2 separate regions of the Mus musculus genome follow, and region 1 is linked to region 2. The links are chromatin loops, found by intact Hi-C in ENCODE. Cell type or tissue: left cerebral cortex. All regions are shown on one strand.

Region 1 (8,000 bases), 110 kb after region 2:
ATAATTTCTTCCCTCAAACAACCTACTGTGCACTCTACTTCTAACTGGCTCTTCTGAGTTGATGAAATGAAGATGCTCCTGCAATAGGATGTCTGTGTGACAAGAAGGTAAGGAACTTCTGTTATCTGTGCTGTGATCTCTGAATTAGGCCATTTGAATGAGGCAGATGAGGGAATCTGATTGCATGGGGTTGGTAAAAGTAACTCTCTAAGAAATCTGCCTGTTCTGTGGGAGTCTGAAGAATAATTGGCTAATGAGAGAATGATTACTTTGTTCAGACATGATTACTGAAAAAAAAATGTTTCATCCATATGTTGCTAAATAATAGGAAATTCTCCAGTGAAGGGGCGGGGGACAATGATTAGAAGAAATAAGATAGGTCAAGAAAATGCTTCCCAATGTGGTAGTAAATTTCTTTTGGAGCAGGCTAACTCTGAGCAAGTATGATATTTTATTGTACTAGAGGAAGCCTGCATATACCCTGCAAGTTCAGAGTTTCAGTTACAAAAACAACAAAAAAAAAAAAATACTATGTAGGAATATTTTTCTTTTGAATCAAAGAATTGTGCCCTCTCTTGCTATGCTTTGCAGCCACAATAACCAGCTCCTCCCCTGTTTTTCTTTGTGAAGCTTAATGTCATTCTGGTTGTGGTGTGAAAAGAGCTAAGTTGTATGTTGATATTTCTCAAAATAGCCTCCAACATGCTTAATTAAAATTCATTTGCTGGAACTGACCACATCAACCTAGGATCCTAGCAGAGGCTACTGGATCCCAGAGAGTTGGCAGCTTTACTTTAATTTTGACTAGTCTACAGAGGCAAGGTGACTATTCAATGCCTTCCAAATTTCTCAAAAATCATTTAAAGCCAAACAGAAAAATAGTTGTGTGTAACATTGAAGCTGGTTTTGGCCACCATGGTTGACAAGCACAAAGCACATTATTCTAGTATGAAGAACAGTGTACCCCTCTTTCCAAAGGCTTCCTTGCCTCAGAACCTTCCAAACAGAACCACAGAACTCTGCTTTCGGCAGTCAAAGTTGGCTCCTCAAAGTTTTATGTAGTCTTTTCTACAAATGAATGCCACACTGTTTGGAATTGCTATATTTCTGTAAATATACACCATAATCAATATCTGAACATGAGCCAAGGGTCTATGACAGGAGCTGAAGATTGTCATCAAACAAAATTATCACTCGCACATACAAAGAATATACAACATTATGGGTACTTATTCAGCACAGCCAGTCTGCAGGCCTGTGGTGGTTCACAGAGTGGAAGTGTGTCAGCCAGGCTTTGGCTGATGAGAGGAGTCCATTCAGGGAGCAAAAGCACTGATGGTGTAGAGCAAAGCTTGTGTGTAGATGAAGCCTTTCAAGCATGCAGTATTGCCAAGCGACAACCTTCAACATGACCAGAGTGCAACCAAGTGGAATGTTCATGCATCATACATAGGACAGGAAAACTGGGTCTGGAGCTAAAGAAAATGAGTGTGAGTTAAAACATAACTCACATGTCACTGGTGTTTAACTACTGGGGGATGACATCTGGCTCAACTGAAGAAAGAGAGACAGAGCCACACAGAGATAACTTCAATATCTTATCTAAATTCTGAACATAAGAAAAGAAGATGAGTTTTGCAAAAGAGGAGATAAACCAAGGACTGGATGCATGTTGAGCAAGAACAGCATCCAACAGGTCAGAGGATTTGAGGATATGGTGGCAAATGATGTATAAAGATAATGACAAAGAGGAATAGTCACACAGAGGAAATACAGAGAAGAACTCATAGTTACAGGCTTCTGGAAGGCTAATATTATTACTCTCAAAAGAATCTTAAGGCCTAGAGCCTAGTGTCTGTGGTATAGTTCCTATCAAGTATAGCATCATTTGAGCTCTGTTAGCCTTAAGAAACCAGAAATTCCCACTAAATATTTGCCACTGGCATGGGATGATCACATTCTCAGCCCAAGATACCTGCGGATTTCTAAGTGGCAATCTTCTAGACAGAAGGAATTCTTGATTTACGATGGTCTTTAATACTTACTCTGGCCATGCTAGAGGATGCGGCATGGATCAAGAATGAGACATTCCTGCCTAGCTTTGCCCACATAACAAATCCCTCAATAAGAAGAGTAATTGGTAGTGTTTTATATTTGGAAAGGGTAGCAAAATAGCATATGGATGTAGTCAAGTAGGTTAGGATGTATAAAAAGATTGAATGTCTGGGTTTGTCAGACATTGTGAACTATGCTTCAGAGAAAAACTTAGGATAAGACAAGAGTGGGTAGGCTCTGGGAATCTGATTGTTGTTCAGTCAGTGAAGGGGAAAAGGTGAAGTTGGAATGGGATGGGAGCCAGAACACTGTAGGCCAGCTCCCTATTGCTATGACAAAACGGTAACTTGGGAAGAAAAAAGATTTATCTAGGCCCACAGTTCCTGAGTCTTCAGTCCATAGTCTCTTGCTCTGCTGCTTTGGTGGTGGGAACATATGGTGGAGAAAAACTTAACCATCTCAAGTTTTCAGCAGTCATGAAGAAAAAATAGGTAAGAAGAGGGTGAGATCCTAGCATCTCTTTCAGAGGTACACCACAAAGGTCAGATGTCATTTCTCTTGCTCAAGGTTCCTCTCAATAATGATATGGCGTGGATACAAAGCCTCCAACCCATTGGCCCCTGGAAGACACTTAAGATCTAAATATAGTGAAGTGGAACACTCAGAGGACTTGGAATAAGAAGTTTAAAGAAGAAGCACAAATAGGAAGTAGTTATTTAAATGTTCCTTATTCCTAATTTTATAATTATATTTAAGTGATGATAAAATATTTTTCTTTAGAATATAGTACATAGAGCATATACTACATTTTTATTTATCTTTCTTTCATTTTTCCCAAGCATGGTCTTCATCTGAGAGAGTAGGAATGATGGAAGGGTCGAGTAACAAAGCATAGAATAGCAGAGTAGGGTGTGTGGAAAAACACACAGACTAATGTGAATTTATAAAAATAATTTTCAGAAAACATGTGTTATCCAATGAGGAAGCTATATAACATAAAGTATTCCTTCCATTACTACACAAATGAGGCTTGGGGGGGTTATAATGAGGGAGAATACATATCAATTTATTCAGGCCAAAGTAGTGGGAGTTGAGTAAAATTAAATATATCTAGAGGGGGAGAGCACACTACAGGCCTCAGCTCAGATCTTCTCAACCCTGGCTTTTATGTGGCCTGCAAGATAATAGTGTTTTCATATTTTGAATTATTGAAGAAAATAAGAAAAATAAGATCAATGCTTCCTGTTAGGTGGAGATTGTATGAAATCCATATTGTAATGTCAGTAGGTGAGATTATAATGAAGCACAGATGTACTTGGAGTGTACAACTTTGTGCATACTCATCCAGTGACCATCAAGACAAATGTCTTTGTCAGAGACTGTGTTGCTTGCAAAGCCTAAAGTAGTTACTATTTTCTGGCCCTTTATGGGACATTTTGCCAGCCACTGAACTAGAAGTCTCTTTATTTTTCCTTTCTTGTAGCTGTGAAAGTTGTTTATTTTCTTATATATGTTCCTATGGGTGTAAACTGGGCTAACATTAACATGCATTAAACATTGAGTCAAAATTTGGGGGGAAAAGAAATAGTAATTTTTTATGGTTATTGATTTTTCTCTGTTTCTAAAAACACTTGGAAAAGAAACAGACTTTTCATTTGTGTCTACCACTGGGCTGGGATCTCCTCAGCAGCTGCACAGGCTGTAAGCATATGCTCTCGGTGGAAACATTTTTAACCCATTTCACAAGTATTTGCTGAGCAATGTCCGAGACATCAGGAGAGTCTCAAGAGAAAAGGAGTGGCCTCTGTCATCACAGAGGTTGCATATGCACAGTGAGGTGCAACCTTGAATGGAAGGGATTAGGAAGCCAAGTAAATTGAGGGCATGAAAATTTCTGTGCGGAAAATGAAGGTGGCTGGAGGGTAATTCAGTTGCGAAAGAGGACTCACACAGGAAGGGTAAGACTGAAGAAAGGATACTTGACCTGAAATCTGACAGACAAAGGGAACCAGCCATGCACAGAACCCAAGAACACAATCTGATAAAAGCAAAAGAAATGCAAGATCTGTGTTCCAAGGCCAATCTGTGGTCCCTGTGAAAGAGCAAATGAGTGGGTGAGTTGCAGAGAGAGGATGGAAGGGTGGGAAGAAGTAAAGAGACAGAAGAAATCAAAGTACACCAGAAAGATACACAAGGAGCCAGTATCTTTATGTCATCATCAGGAGTCTGAATTTTATTCTGAGCACAATAGGTTTAGGTGGGGGCAGTGGTGGGTGAGAACATTTTCAAAAGAGCCATCTGGGTGCCACGCCTCTGCACCAATACCATAGTTGAGAGTGTGTAATCACAGACTACCAGGGGTACAGAAGAAGTAGGCGGGAAACGGCAGATGCTGGGTCCCAGCAGATGGTAAGAAGCAGGAAAGTATGAGTTGTGTTTGGGAGATGAAACTGGAAGTCTTTAATATAAGTTAGAAAAAAAAGAAGAAGAAGAATTATGTTAGGAAAAAAAGATGGTGTTTGAAAATGATCTCAATCCTACTCAAAACCCATATATTTAGATGAAAGGGGAGAGAGAAGTTTAGCCATGGTTGTGTCTAAGCATCTTACACTCAAGTGTGTGAAATGTACAGAGTTCCCCCAATTTAAGGTGGCACCCATCAGCTCCAAGTCCTATGTTCTGTTTTACAGAGAACAGGCATCGAAGTACTGACATCCTGATGTGCCTTGGTGATCAGGGCAGATCTGCCAATATTCAGTCTGAATTATGTGAAAATGTGGACACATAATTCTACACAATCACCAAACACATAATTTCAAACACAATCACCAAAAGCAAAGTTTGATTACCAGTGACAGATCACAAGGACAACCAGACAATATGGTCCTGTGAAAAATCGCATTTCAAATGTTAAAATCCTCAGGGTGGTCTGGACTTTAAGACCCACATACGAGAATGGGTATGCAGGGACATTTACTGCCTGCAAGGTGCGCACTGCATCGTCACTGAAGCTCGGGAGGAGTTGAAACCAAATCAGTATTCTACTTTTTCATGCAATAGGAGGACAGAGAGTAGATAGATAAATAGATAGATAGATAGATAGATAGATAGATAGATAGATAGATAGATAGATAGATAGACGATAGAGATATAAATACATGAGATAGATGATAGATAGATAGATTGATAGATGATAAGAGATAAATGAAATAGATAGATGATAGATAGATCAGTAGGTAGATAGATGATGGATTGGTAAGTAGATAGATCCTTCTCAATAGTCACAAATAATATAAAATATCTTGGCATGACTCTAACTAAGGAAGTGAAAGATCTGTATGATAAAAACTTCAAATCTCTGAAGAAAGAAATTAAAGAAGATCTCAGAAGATGGAAAGATCTCCCATGCTCATGGATTGGCAGGATCAACATTGTAAAAATGGCTATCTTGCCAAAAGCAATCTACAGATTCAATGCAATCCCCATCAAAATTCCAACTCAATTCTTCAACGAATTAGAAGGAGCAATTTGCAAATTCATCTGGAATAACAAAAAACCTAGGATAGCAAAAAGTCTTCTCAAGGATAAAAGAACCTCTGGTGGAATCACCATGCCTGACCTAAAGCTTTACTACAGAGCAATTGTGATAAAAACTGCATGGTACTGGTATAGAGACAGACAAGTAGACCAATGGAATAGAATTGAAGACCCAGAAATGAACCCACACACCTATGGTCACTTGATCTTCGACATGGGAGCTAAAACCATCCAGTGGAAGAAAGACAGCATTTTCAACAATTGGTGCTGGCACAACTGGTTGTTATCGTGTAGAAGAATGCGAATCGATCCATACTTATCTCCTTGTACTAAGGTCAAATCTAAGTGGATCAAGGAACTTCACATAAAACCAGAGACACTGAAACTTATAGAGGAGAAAGTGGGGAAAAGCCTTGAAGATTTGGGCACAGGGGAAAAATTCCTGAACAGAACAGCAATGGCTTGTACTGTAAGATCGAGAATTGACAAATGGGACCTAATGAAACTCCAAAGTTTCTGCAAGGCAAAAGACACCGTCAGTAAGACAAAAAGACCACCAACAGATTGGGAAAGGATCTTTACCTATCCTAAATCAGATAGGGGACTAATATCCAACATATATAAAGAACTCAAGAAGGTGGACTTCAGAAAATCAAATAACCCCATTAAAAAATGGGGCTCAGAACTGAACAAAGAATTCTCACCTGAGGAATACCGAATGGCAGAGAAGCACCTGAAAAAATGTTCAACATCCTTAATCATCAGGGAAATGCAAATCAAAACAACCCTGAGATTCCACCTCACACCAGTCAGAATGGCTAAGATCAAAAATTCAGGTGACAGCAGATGCTGGCATGGATGTGGATAAAGAGGAACACTCCTCCATTGTTGGTGGGATTGCAGGCTTGTACAACCATTCTGGAAATCAGTCTGGCGGTTCCTCAGAAAATTGGACATAGTACTACCGGAGGATCCAGCAATACCTCTCCTGGGCATATATCCAGAAGATGCCCCAACGGGTAAGAAGGACACATGCTCCACTATGTTCATAGCAGCCTTATTTATAATAGCCAGAAGCTGGAAAGAACCCAGATACCCCTCAACAGAGGAATGGATACAGAAAATGTGGTACATCTACACAATGGAGTACTACTCAGCTATTAAAAAGAATGAATTTATGAAATTCCTAGCCAAATGGATGGACCTGGAGGGCATCATCCTGAGTGAGGTAACACAATCACAAAGGAACTCACACAATATGTACTCACTGATAAGTGGATATTAGCCCCAAACCTAGGATACCCAAGATATAAGATACAATTTCCTAAACACATGAAACTCAAGAAGAATGAAGACTGAAGTGTGGACACTATGCCCCTCCTTAGAATTGGGAACAAAACACCCATGGAAGGAGTTACAGAGACAAAGTTTGGAGCTGAGATGAAAGGATGGACCATGTAGAGACTGCCATATCCAGGGATCCACCCCATAATCAGCATCCAAACGCTGACACCATTGCATACACTAGCAAGATTTTATTGAAAGGACCCAGATGTAGCTATCTCTTGTGAGACTATGCCGGGGCCTAGCAAACACAGAAGTGGATGCTCACAGTCAGCTAATGGATGGATCACAGGGCTCCCAATGGAGGAGCTAGAGAAAGTACCCAAGGAGCTAAAGGGATCTGCAACCCTATAGGTGGAACAACATTATGAACTAACCAGTACCCCGGAGCTCTTGACTCTAGCTGCATATGTATCAAAAGATGGCCTAGTCGGCCATCACTGGAAAGAGAGGCCCATTGGACTTGCAAACTTTATATGCCCCAGTACAGGGGAACGCCAGGGCCAAAAAGGGGAAGTGGGTGGGTAGGGGAGTGGGGATGGGTGGGTATGGGGGACTTTTGGTATAGCATTGGAAATGTAAATGAGCTAAATACCTAATAAAAAATGGAAAAAAAAGGAAATAGAGAGAGGTTGATAAGTGATAAATAGATGATAGATAAGTAGATATAAATTGGATTTATAGATGATAGGTAGATAGATAGATGATAGATGATAGACAGACAAATATGTAGATGAAGATTATGTAATATATTTTATAGAGAAAGGGAGTGAGTGAGTTTGATTTAAAAAAAAAGAAAAGAAAGCTTTATTTTGGAGGAAAGAATCTAAAGTTTAAATGTACAGAGCTCAAATGTAATGTACCTCTCTGGACAGACAGAGATTTGTCTCAAATAGTAAGTATTGTTTGGGGCACATATATAGTATGCAACCCCCCTTTTGTGATAAGGGTCATATTAGTTGCTTATTTAACACCCAACAAAGTTGTTCTCATCTAAGCAAAGTGAATGGATATGGTGTGGTCACTATCAGAGTAGCCTGACTCAGCTAAGATAGCCACATTTA
Region 2 (8,000 bases):
TTCCAAGACAGGGTTTCTCTGTGTTTATCCATGGCTGTCCTGTAACTCACTCTTCAGATGAGTTGACCTTGAACTCACAGATATCTGCTTGCCTTTTCCGCCTGAGTGCTGGGGATAAAGGCATGTGCCATCACACCCAGTCAAAGTGTAAGTCTTAAACAAAAATCACTAGGTTTAAATTTCCAGAATGATCTAGAACATTGAGTTGAAAAGATATCTTAACTGCTAAAAGCATCTATGAAATGCAGTAACAGATCTTCCTGTTGTTAGTCTCTGGCCAGAAGACATGGTTGTTCACCTACCTCATAAGTAGCAATAACTCATGCTTCTATCTTCAGAGCAGACAGCCATGCATTTCAAGGGACATAACCACTGCAGAAGAAACCTACAGAAGCTCCATCATAAAATCCTTTCTGCTACAACAGAAACTCACAACAGCAACTGTCATTTCTAAGCTCTTACAGACACAAGGTTTCTCTGATGAGTCCTAACTATTTTAGCATGACGAGATTTAGTGATTTCAAATTTTAGTTTGTTCTGCCTGATTCTGTTGTGTTTATCTCCATACTTAGTAATCGTTAAAGACAAGGCGATCTCAAGGGTTTTTCTTGCATTTTCCTGTATATTAAAATAGCAACACTTTCTGTGACTTTGGCCATCTTTGTCTCCTTCTTCTTAATCTCAGAATCAATGGTGAAATGTGCCAGGGGGAAAATAACACCATACAGTGTCACCAACATTTCGAATTTTCCTATTGGAGCTCTCATGAGACCTGATATCTTGACTGCAGTTCTGAAGGAGACATTTCAGAAATCCGGTGAGCTCCCTGTCATCTGATGTCGAAAATGAAATAACTCTAAGCAAATGTATCAATTCCCACTTTACAAATTGCAGGATAAAACTCTTATTTCCCTGTTTCGCCTGTAAATATCACATTGAGCATGTCTGACTTTGAGCTTTGCTCTTGCAGACCAAGTTGTGAAGAACAGGTTCTGTGGTGTATTTGTAAATAAGATCTTCGTTCATTTGGAGAGGCAGAATATCTTCTCTTGGTATGGGAAGGAATGTAAATTGTCTACAGATGGCTTCTGTTATAGGTTATAAGGGTGGGGGGAGGCCATAGAGAAACATTTACTTTAAAGAGCAAAAGACAGCCCACCCTTGTTCATTTCAATACAATAAACAGTTACATTTCTCAGTTTAAATATTTGGAAATCAGATCCGGAACACATGTCCTTTGTTCCTAATTCAAAAAAAGTGGTAGTTTTGTTTAAAATTTTTGTTTGCCATTAGTCTATGCAATCTGTGTTGCGGCAGATGCATGACAAGCCCTATTAAAATACAATAAAGGAGCACCCCGGGTGCTTTATTAAAAGTAGAACAGAGAGAATATTTTGATGCCAAAGAATCATAATCTTCGAAGTTGGTTTTCTAAAAAGTAATTGGAATCAATGGGTTAATTGTTTTTAGACCACTTATAAGTAAATATTATTAGGAAACTATTTTAATTACTATACTTTATGTGGCCCAAATGTAAGCATTTATTAATACAAACCAAGCACTCATTACAAATTTGCACAGAAAATGATAAAATATTATGTATGAAATGAAGCATTAGCATGGACCATTAAGTCCTCTATTTTCATTTAATTGAATTTGTCAGTAGTACCCTCTTTAACTGAAAACCAGTCATAACCACAAAATTAAATAATAATTAAAGAAACAACTATTGAAAGAGTAGCTTGGGAACTAAGGTGCCATTTAACCAAAACATAGCAATTTAATGTAAATTGCAGAGCATGTAGACACAGTTCTGAAAACGATGCTTCCTGGGCTCCCATGGATGTCTTCGTGAATGATTCCACTTTACACACTTGATGGCCTAATCCGAGGACCTGTCTGCTTCCCAAAGGGTGGGAAATCTGCAAAGGCCCGTACACCTCTCTCTACTGTGAGAAGACCACAAAGGTAATATAAAACACACTAACTTTTTCTTAGCTTCTTGATAATCTTGGACTACTAATATGTGCATTGACATACAGACCTAGGAGTATGTGTCTCCTTCATATTCCCATAAGTCACAGAGCAAACCGTCTATATGACAATATACTATCAAAGCTATGACTACAGCACACTTGACATTTTGTATGTACAAGCATGCACTCTTACCTGAGACTTTTGTTTTACTGCTTAATTTAAAAAAAAAAATATTGTTTATAAGCTCCTGACTTAAAAATTCTAATCCAAGGCACAGTTTACACTGCCAAAAACCTTGGTTTCACTATATGTGCATGTGTGTACATGTGAACATTTATTCACATTTATTTATTCTTGCTAGCTGCTTCCATCCTCTGCAGGTCATTTTTTATGCTGTCTAGACAGGCTCCATGTTGCACAGCCAGCAGGGGGAGATAGGATTTAAGGAAATAACAAACTGCGCTTCAAGAAAGCAACTAGTTTAGGAGACAAACAAACAAACAAACAGAATTTGTCAAGGCATCGAGTGGAGTACCTCTATCGCATATGGGGTAGGTGTGGATGTCACATATCATGTAGGCTGCCAAATGGAATTTTTGTGCAGATCCATTGAAGGTCTAGGTTTGAAGTCCTGCACACAGATGCCTTAGTTATTAGCCACACACTTGGCAGCGCTTCCCAATAGAGAAAGTGTGAATCTATGAATCTGAATCTGAGAATCAATTTACACAGGACAAAAATCACAGCATTTACATACACATACTCATGTACTCAGAGAAAACAACACTCACTGTTGCAGCTTCCTATTGCTAACAAACGGGGCACTAGCAGGTAGAGATCGAGGAACGATAACCATACCAAGCATAGAAGAATTTCAATATTTAAAATGTAATCATTATAATGCATATAACTTAAATTGCATTTGTCATAATATATTTGTGACTCACATACATGTGTAAATCAAGCGCTGTGAACACGCGCTCCTGGGCTCCTGAGTGAGAATTATTTTTGCTTGAAAATGATCAAGCTTATGATTTGGAAGAAAACACTCTCCTTTTATACTAACCAATATCATTTTCATAATCATAATTTAACCAGGAAGAAAGTTCACTGGCTCTGTCTAATGACGTTAATATGTTCCTAGTCTGCCGTTAGCGAGAAGTGGCCCAAAACAGGAAAGTCAAGTTTGACATTTTACTGAATGAAGCTAACCTTGTCACTACCGAAAAGGGACATTTTAAAGCCCACCTTGCATCCACAAACTGATTCCCAGCCAGAACACGTGCACATGCTCTATTTAATGTGAAAGTCAACCAATTTCAAGACAAAATGTCTACACCCATACTACAGAGTGAAAACAAACAGCGTGTTAGTAATTCTATCTGGGCATAAATGGCAGTTACATAAGTTGTATGGATTTTGTTTTGTTCCTGTAGGATGATACGCAAGAAAACTTTCAAACTTGCACTGTTAGAGTTTAAAACAGGCATTCCCCACTGGGCTAGCGATTATCTCTTATAACTGGAAACATGAGTATGCAGAAGTTTGCCTTTCCACATCCAAGCTGGCTCTTCCCACGTCGCTTCTCAAGGATTTCATTACAGACAGCCATTTAAGGCAAGGGCAGAATTTGAGAGTAAATTCAATTTCAAAACTCTTGTCAATCCTGCTACATACAGGCATGCATGCATGCACATACATGAGTACACACAGATGCCTCTTAAACTCTGATGTGACTTTGCTATAATCTTTCAGTTTTTTGAGTGTTTGTAATTAAAATGTTTGATGATTAATAATTGTGCATGCTTATGACAATTAATTCATATTTGGTCTGTGTATATATTGTACAAATAGTTGGTCAAGGTTTTTAAGACATCTGGTAACACATTTTTGTGTGTGATAAAAATATTAAATTCATGTTTATAAATTTTGAAACATATCATAAACTATGATAGGCAGTACAACAACTCACAAAAGTTTGTGTTTATAATCTTGACTGAATGACTTTATTTTGATCATGAATACATTTATCAACTCCTCCACCCCCAGCCACTGATAACCACCAACCTATTCAGCTTCTTTGAATCAAACATTTTAAATACTTTGTATAGAAATATCATACCATATAAAATTTTTCTGTGCCAGTTTTATTTGACTTGATGTATTTTCCTCTCTCATCCAAGTAGTCATGAATAAAAGAATATAATTCTTCTTACAGGCTGTATAGTATTCCATTGTGCATATATGTTTGTGTGTGTGTATGTGTGTGTGTGTGTGTGTGTGCATGTGTGTCACATCCATGCTTCTCATATTCATTCCTCTATTGATGGATACTTATATTGATTTCATGATTCCATGTCTAGGCTATTGAGAATAATTCTGAAATGAACATGAGACTGCAGATGTCTCCTTGACATCCCGATTTAATTCATTGGATATGTACCCAGAAATGGGATTACTAGACCATATGGCAATTCTGTTTTTAGTTTCCAGTATTCCAATTTTATTTTCTATCCAGCCCATACGTAGTACCTGACTGATCTCAAGAGAATAATTCAGAAGTGTAGCAACTGAGAGCTGTGAAGCTCCAGCCTCGAGGGTTATTATAGAGACTGGAACTCACCTTCATACATGGCCTTGAACCTGCTCTGTTCTGACCCTCTCACTTTCAGACTCTGGGTCAAATTCATTTCAGAGAGAAAGACTGCAAAAGACTTTAGCTAAAATATCCTTCTCTAACTAAAATATTTAATTCCTCTGAGCCCCTGAATATTTTATCATATATAGATCAAACTGAGATTCATAGAATTTAATGTGGAGACTTGCGCTATTTTTATGTCTCGGAGATGCTGATTTTGTTCTCCTACAATATCAATACACTTCCTTTTAAATCCACAGCACTTGGTTCTCTCATGTAATCCTTCACCCTGCATGCCTGTCCAGAATCGTCCCCTGTTTTGGACAGAACGACATGACTAACTTGACTGCTACAACTGATTTTCAGAACTGAAATAGAAACATATGCTATAAACCTCACTGTCTGGGGATCTATGAATATAACATCGGTATGTCAACGTGGCCATCTTCCAGGACTGTAAAAGAATGGGATAAATGTTGTTGGGCCATAGTTTATCAGAACATTTGAGAGGATTATATCAACATTTTATGTTTTCACTGGGAGCAAGGCAATCTCTTCAGTGCTGGCATTTAGAATGCGGATTCAGAAGTCTCCGAGAGTTGCCAGAAAAAGTCCAATCTCAGAGGGAGACCCAGATGATAGGGCACTAATCAGAAATGCATCATTCCCGCCAGATGGTCTGGATCTCGCCGCGATACACAGCCTGAAGAATCGCGAGAGCTGTGAGGCGCAAACTGACATTTCCATTCTAGGTTCGACCATGGATGGAACCTGAACATAACAAAAGTCTCCTAGTCTATTGAGTTAATCCAGACCCAGGTTGATGGGGACACCGTCTCCACACAGGAATCTTTTCAAATTCTGCACCCTAGAGTAGCTCCTGAAAGTTCTGATATTTACCTGTGGCTGACTCGAGTTGGTTACATAACCATGCCCATGCTGAAGGCATGGAAGAAGTCCAACCTACCGTGTGCCCAGAAGGATTAACAGGTCAGTTGAGTACACTGTCTCTCAATGAAACCACTGGGAATAAAGTGAACGAAATAGCCCTGCGCTTCTTTATAAAAAAGGAATATTTTGATAAAGTTTCTTTTTGTTTTGTTTTTTAGTTTTTGTTGTTGTTTTTATATTTGTATAAGTCTTATGTTTATAAGTGCTTGTTCTCATGTTTATCTGTTAACCATGTGGATGTCTGGTGCCCAAAGTGGTCAGAAGAAGGGATTAGATGATTCAGAACTGAAGTTACAAACTGTTGTGAGACTTCATGTGGAAGATGGGAATTGAACTCAAATCCCTTGCAAGAGCACCAAATGCTCTAAATTGTTGAGCCATATCTCCAGCTCCAAAATGAATAATTTTTATGGTGTAAGTTATTTCTTTTAATCAGTTCCTCAACTAGAATTTTAAAACTCTTTCAAAAAAGCATTTGCATAATTAACTGAGAACTTTAAAAGTCTGTAGTGTTAAAGAAATAATTAGCATCCCCCCTCCCATAAGCCTTCACTTCATGTCTAGAGTCACTCAGCATGCTCATATGTGCACCATATTGTCACACGCTGCAGGGCTGGTCTGCCGAACTTCTAGTAAACATAAATTAATTAACTTCCATCATACGTGACCAGTGAGTCATGTGAAATCTTGGCTGCATTTCATCCTCTGGAAGATGTTGGCCTTGGTGCAGGTCGTTTCCATGTTTTTATCCTGTCTTTTAAGACCTCAGTCTCCCTCGTTGTGATGTGCCTGCGTGTGATGGTGAAGAGCTCCCACTGTGTGTGGAAACTGAAGACTTGAGCATCAGGACCCACTGTCTCACCAGTGACCCACCTTTCTCTTCAATACAACAACCAGGATGTATTAAATGGAACCAAAGAACACTTCAGGCACCATTGACATTAATGTAGATAGATCATATGAGGAAAAGACTAGAAAAGACAAAGACTAAACAGGAAGAGAAATACTGGAGCATGGACGGTCAATACACTATCAAAAACTCTGAATGAGCAACGTCCCAACAGGGCAGGACAACCTGTTGAAAATTCCAGTCTCTAAAGGAAAGTGCTACTTCCATTTACATGTTCTCAATAACCTTGGCAACCAACTCATGGAGCAACAGAATCCAACCCAACTTAACAACAATTAAAAAAAAATCATTTAGGTTTTTATCTGGCCCCCATTTATAATTATAGTCACCACTTTGTTGAGAAGGTTTACAGAAGCAATGTCCACCTCTGAAGCATTCTGTTCCTTAGTGTCCCTCACCATGGTTTCTTGCAAATGACTGAGGCCTTCTAGATAAAAGCTCCTGTAGGTGAGACGTAGGAGGCTTCTTGAGTTCTGGAGATACCAATGACTGCCTGTTGTAATTGTAGTTGGCCTCCTGTGATTCTCTTGAGGTGACATGTCACCATTATATAGTATATATTAGACAGTATATAGTATATAGTATGGTTGCTTTAAAAGGTATCAAACTTTAAATTAATACAATCATCTAATTCAAGTGTCCCAACACATGGAAGCATGAATATGTCATATAAAATCTACTGGAAATCATCCAGTGCAGTCAGGCTCAAAGAATTCAGATGTGTTTGGTGTTCAGTTGCACTTTCCTTTCTACCTTTCCTGTTATAGCCTCAGGGCCTTGGGAATATCTCCTTACAATATGCCCCTGTCTCCATCTCTGATGCAGTCTATAAGCGGGAAGCACCAGTCAGGACTTCTGTCTCCATTTCATGCTGTGGCATGTTTGCAGAGCTTATAGTTCTAATCCCAGAATGTCCACCAAAAATATTGAAATATGGAAGGTTTAAAACTTGGTTTGGACATAAAGTGAACAGGCTAACTTTAACCTTGTATTTGCAAGATCAAAGCTTCCTCAAGTCATTTGGATTTTATTTTGACTTTTTTAATAATACCAAATACCACCAACCTTTTAGGCCTCTAAAAGAATTGTGGCTTAGACTAAAAGGAAAGGTTTGTGATGTTGCCTTTAGGAGAAGGAAACTTATATTTCATTACAGATGTTGTGGTTGCGTCTCAAATTCCCAAATCAAGGTCTGTTTTGTTAGAAGTGGTCAGTCCTAGTCATACAATAAAATAGTCCATTTGATCACTACCTGAATTATTATTGCATACATATAATCAGTGGGATTCTGTCCTTTTATATTCATCAGAATTCTGCCATTAATATTTTAAATGGAAGATGGATGATTTCCAGTAGATTTTATATGACATATTCATGCTTCCATGTGTTGGGACACTTGAATTAGATGATTGTATTCATTTAATCTTAGATACCTTTTTAAAGCAAACATACTATATACAATATACTATATACTGCATACTGTAATACTATATACATTTTGCTATATACTATATAATACCTACT

Evidence for each region. A loop is a pair of places that touch in the nucleus more often than their neighbours do. Peaks named below come from ENCODE experiments on the same cell type or tissue, not always from the same donor. Only the 100,000 strongest peaks of a DNase experiment are listed, where the experiment ranks them.
Region 1: a loop joins it to region 2, with 5 times the contacts of the local background. A loop is called at or near these places in 2 of 42 quality-filtered maps.

What each region holds. Positions count from the first base shown.
Region 1 is chr1:42,008,717-42,016,716 of GRCm38, forward strand. No RefSeq gene overlaps it. Among named protein-coding and RNA genes, the nearest start is that of Gm28175, 250 kb to the right of the region's middle. In left cerebral cortex, no CTCF peak of the experiment used is centred here; DNase peaks (open chromatin) are centred at 3,830 and 4,391; H3K27ac peaks cover 1,084 bases.
Region 2 is chr1:41,895,564-41,903,563 of GRCm38, forward strand. It overlaps Gm29260 (a long non-coding RNA gene), which reads left to right. Exons shown (of 6, transcript XR_373362.3): 2 at 1,797-1,968; 3 at 4,876-5,605. Among named protein-coding and RNA genes, the nearest start is that of Gm29260, 160 kb to the left of the region's middle. In left cerebral cortex, a CTCF peak has its summit at 2,395 (motif pointing right); DNase peaks (open chromatin) are centred at 2,428, 3,445, 4,544, 5,062 and 1 more place; H3K4me3 peaks cover 264 bases.